2 separate regions of the Homo sapiens genome follow, and region 2 is linked to region 1. A link is a loop called in an ENCODE intact Hi-C map of the cell type or tissue named here. Cell type or tissue: PC-3. All regions are shown on one strand. Region 1 has its middle 13 kb from the start of DCP2. Region 2 overlaps APC (APC regulator of Wnt signaling pathway).

The links. Hi-C counts contacts between places; a loop is a spot of excess contacts. Peaks named below come from ENCODE experiments on the same cell type or tissue, not always from the same donor. Only the 100,000 strongest peaks of a DNase experiment are listed, where the experiment ranks them.
Region 2: it touches region 1 in a loop (3-fold over the local background); 2 of 110 quality-filtered maps call a loop at or near these places.

What each region holds. Positions count from the first base shown.
Region 1 is chr5:112,962,803-112,965,302 of GRCh38, forward strand. No RefSeq gene overlaps it. Among named protein-coding and RNA genes, the nearest start is that of DCP2, 13 kb to the right of the region's middle. In PC-3, CTCF peaks have their summits at 1,341 (motif pointing left) and 1,541; a DNase peak (open chromatin) is centred at 1,289; H3K27ac peaks cover 1,156 bases.
Region 2 is chr5:112,773,514-112,776,013 of GRCh38, forward strand. It overlaps APC (APC regulator of Wnt signaling pathway), which reads left to right. Exons shown (of 16, transcript NM_000038.6): 5 at 2,116-2,224. Among named protein-coding and RNA genes, the nearest start is that of APC, 37 kb to the left of the region's middle. In PC-3, no CTCF peak of the experiment used is centred here; no DNase peak of the experiment used is centred here.

The sequences.
Region 1 (2,500 bases):
ACGGATCATTTTAAAGCAAATCCCAGATATCCTGTTATTTTACCAACAAATAAGGATAATTTTTAAACTGGGTAATCCCATGCAAGAGGAACAAAAAAGATACAATTCCATAAATTCAAGTTAATGAAACTAGCAATTACCAAATGATAAAAATTTATGTCAGTGATTCCTGGAGATAGGAAAGTAAGGAGATGGGTAGACACAGAGAAGGGGCTACTAAACAAGGACACAGAGAGTATGGCAGGCAGAATAATGTCCTCCAAAGATGTCCACGTCCTAATCCCTGGAATCTCTGAATGTGTTAATAGCAAAGGGGAATTAAGATTGAAGATGGAATTAAAGTTGCTAATCAGCTGATTTTAAGATAGGGAGAAGACCATGGGATCATGAATTATCCAGGAGGGCCCAATATAATCACAGGGGTTCTTAAAAGTGAAAGAAGACCAGAAGGAGTGAATCAGAGGGAGGTGGAATGATGGAAAAGCTCAGAGATACAACGTCAGAAGGAATCACTTGTCATTGCTGCTTGGAAGATGGGGGAAGGGGAGCATGAGCTGAGGAAGTAGACGGCCTCTGAAAGCTGGAAAAAACAAGGATACTGATTGTTCCTTATAGCCTTCACTAGGGAGCACAGCCTTGCCAACACCTTGATTTTAGCCCAGTGAGATCTGTGTTGGGCTGCTAACCTACAGAACTGTGAGAACTTGTTTGTTTGTTTTTTGAGAGAGTCTTACTGTGTTGCCCAGGGTGGAGTGCAGTGGTGCAATCTTGGCTCACTGCAACCTCTGCCTCCCAGGTTCAAGCGATTCTCCTACCTCAGCCTCCCAAGTAGCAGGGATTACAGGTATGTGCCACCATGCCCGGCTAATTTTTTATATTTTTTGTAGAGATGGGATTTTGCCATGTTGGCCAGGCTGGTCTCGAACTCCTGACCTCAAGTAATCTGTCCGCCTTGGCCTCCCAAAGTGCTGGGATTACAGGCATGAGCCACTGCACTTGGCCATACGTTTGTATTGTTTAAGCCATCAAGTCTGTGGTAATTTGTTATAACAGCAATAGAAAACTAATTACAGAGTGAGATTGTATCACTGTTTGGCAGTGCTGTGATGACTAAAAGAAGTAACTCTAAGGGGGAGGTTTCGTTGTGTGAGAAAGGGTTTCTTCAGAGTTCTGAGTCATTTAACCAGAAAACACTGCCATTTCCCAGTTCCATTACAGGACTCCTAAGAAGTGGAGTCCTATGTATGTCAAAAGCTGCAGTTTTAAAGTCATGTTCTTGTACTAAAAATATTACTCAGCAGTATGATGCAAAATTTAAAAATGGAAAAAAGGAATGAACACCCTCTGCTGGTAGCAGATAAAACATACTTGGCTTCCTTGTGTATTCTGGAAATAGTTAGGTCTACCCAGGTGGGGCCTCTGGAGAGTGCCACACAACTGGGGACTTAGGAGGTACATGAAGACCAGCCAGCACAGAGTTATGGGGCCAAACTTAGCTGATGAGTTTACCAGTGAGTGATTGGAGAGGTGCTTCTTTGTATTTCTTTGGGTTGGTTTGTTCATCATTGTTTTTAACAAAACAACTTCTTTTAAAGAATTCATTGTAAGAGGCGCTATAAGACAAACTCCTTTTTCCGGTTAAGATGCTTACAAGGTCATTAAGAAAATAAACACCAGCCTTGGCCAGCCATGGTGGCTCACGCCTGTAATCCCAGCACTTTGAGAAGCCGAGGTGGGTGGATCACCCTAGGTCAGGAGTTTGAGACCAGCCTAACCAATATGGTGAAACCCTATCTCTACTAAGAATACAAAAATCAGCCTGGCATGGTGGCATGTGCCTGTAGTCCCAGCTACTCAGGAGGCTGAGACAGGAGAATCACTTGAACCCAGGAGGAGGAGGTTGCAGTGAGCTGAGATCGCGCCACCACACTCCAGCCTGGGTGACAGTGAGACACCATCTCAAAAAAAAAAAAAAAGAAAAGAAAGAAAAGCCAGCCTTTAGGATACTTACTCAACAACAAAATTTATTCAAAGATTCAACATAATAATTAGTGTGTATTAATAACTTAGTTTTGAAATTTTAGTCAATGACAGGAAATTAATAAGCAGATTCTTAAGAACCGTTATAGAAATTGTATTTCTGATTTTTAAAGTTAAGATTTTTTTTTAAAGTTCAAAAATAATTTTACTTTTTCTAATTTGTTCCTCATGCAAAAGAAGGTTGTTAATCACTAGCTTAGAGCTTTTTTTGTTTTTTTTTTCGAGATGGAGTCTTGCTCTGTCACCCAGGCTAGAGTGCAGTGGCGCGATCTCGGCTCACTGCAACCTCTGACTCCCAAGTTCAGGCTATTCTCATGCCTCAGCCTCCTGAGTAGCTGAGATTACAGGCATGTGCCACCACGCCTGGCTAATTTTTATGTTTTTAGTAGAGTTGGGGTTTCACCATGTTGGTAAGGCTGGTCTCGAACTCCTGACCTCGTGATCTGCCTGCCTCGGCCTC
Region 2 (2,500 bases), 190 kb before region 1:
ATTGCCTGTCTATTGACCTGAAGCCTTACTGATAACATAAACAGTCAAGTAACAAATATTTTGTATGTTATATGTATTATATACTATGTTAAGTTAGAGAAAACATGTTATTAAGAAAATCATAATGAAGTGGAAGGGAATTCTTGTATAAGTGGACCCATGCAGTTCACACCCATATTCAAGGGTCAACTGAGTAAAAAATGTTAAAAAGACAAGTGTCAAGTTCAGAAAATTATATGCAGCCCAACAACTGACAAAGCACTATCATTTTTAATATAGAAAAGGTCCTACAAATAAGAAAAATCACAGAAAAGGAAATACAAATGGTTTATAAACTTGAACAAAATGTTTAATCTCACTCATAGTAAGAGAAATCAAATTAAAACCAGTGATACACCATTTAAAAAAACTAGACATGAAAAAGCAAAAAGTTGAATTAAACACTTAAATTGGTGATGATGGTAGCATACATTGGTATAACATCTCACAAGGGCAGTAAGTTAAAAATTTATATATTCTAGGAATTTCTTTTATATAAATGAGTGTATATGTATTAAATGAGGTATAGGTATAAGGCTATTCAATGCAGCATTGTTTATAATAACAAAAGATTAGAAAAGCCTTAAGTACCCTCCAACTAAGAGTTGGTTGTAGTGTATCCCTACATAGATTTATGAATACTAGGGAATTCTTGGAATATTATGTAGCTAACAAAAAAAATACCTAGTATAGATTGAGCATCCCAAATCTGGAAATAGAAAATTCTCCAAAATCCTAAAGTTTTTGAGTAACATGATGCTCAAAGGAAATGCTAATTAGAGCATTTTTGGATTTGAGATGCCCAACTGGTAAGTATAATAGAAATATTCCAAAATCCAAAAACACTTCTAGTCACAATCATTTTGAATAAGGGATACTCAACCTGTGCCTATTTGTGTTCTGCAAGATCGATTTTTTTTTTTTTTTTTTTTGGAAAGGAGTCCATTGCCCAGGCTGGAATGCAGTGGTATGATCTCAGCTCACTGCAGCCTTGGCCTCCTGGGCTCAAGTGATTCTCCCAGCTCAACCTCCCAAGTAGCTGGGACTACAGGTATGCACCACCACACCTGGCTAGTTTTTGTATTTTTTTGTAGAGATGGGATTTTGGGGTTTGGGTTTTCATCATGTTGCCCAGGCTGGTATTGAACTCCTGAGCTCAAGTGATCCACCTGCCTCGGCTTCCCTAAGTATTGGCATTACAGGCATGTGCCACCACACCTGGCCCCCAGGATCAATTTTTAAGTGAAAAAAAGTTGCAGGACAACATACACTATAATAATATGCTACAATTTATATTTAAAATGTACATATAAGTATGCACATATGTCCTTGTATTTTTATAGAATAGCTCTAGAAGTATACCTAAGAAAATTATAACAGTGGTAGCTCTGGCAAAGAGCCACGTGAAAAGAGATAAATTATATACTTTTTGTACCTCTTGAGTTTTATCCCTGTAACACTCTTACTGTGCATTTATGTTTATAATGCTCAGGTATACAGTTTCTTAGTACAGATTGCTATGGAGAACACCATCATTTGGTGTTCAGATTCCAAACTAAGAAGTTTTTCTCCGTCATAACTTCCTCTTATTTCAAAATGACAGTATATTTCTTATTATTTTGGCTGCTGTGAAGCTGAAAGCCACATCAGTGTCCAAAGTAATAGCTTCTTATATTCTGGGTTTGTTTTCTGGGCATCATTGCTGCTTTTCTTATTTCCTTTACTATACTTTTTATTCTTATATTAATTTTGAGTTTTGTTATATGTGTATCTTTTACCTATCATTATATTCTTAGACTATAAATATGAAGAAAGCCTTTGGTGAAGTGTAAGTATTCTTTTAAGGATGATTACCAGTTTATTTAGAAAAAAAGTTCTTTTTAATACTCTAATTTTAATGACTGTAATATTCTAAGTCCTACCTTTAAAAATTGAAATCAATGTAAATTTTTTGAGTAATTCATTATTAGCACTTTAGGTAGAGAAGTTTGCAATAACAACTGATGTAAGTATTGCTCTTCTGCAGTCTTTATTAGCATTGTTTAAACGTACCTTTTTTTAAAAAAAAAAAAATAGGTCATTGCTTCTTGCTGATCTTGACAAAGAAGAAAAGGAAAAAGACTGGTATTACGCTCAACTTCAGAATCTCACTAAAAGAATAGATAGTCTTCCTTTAACTGAAAATGTAAGTAACTTGGCAGTACAACTTATTTGAAACTTTAATAACTTGATATTTTAAAGTACCTAGGTAATCCATTAAAATTCAGGATAACTGAATTTATAGTTATTTGTAAATTGCAATATGTTTTACCCAACTTTAGGCCTGAATATATAATAGTTAATGAATTTTTGTTGGTAAAGATGATAAAACTTTATTGTGCTCAAATGTTTTATTTAAAGCTCTTATTTAGAAAATCTATAAAGTTTGAATTCTAGAGGACCTCAGGGTTCAACTAGGCAA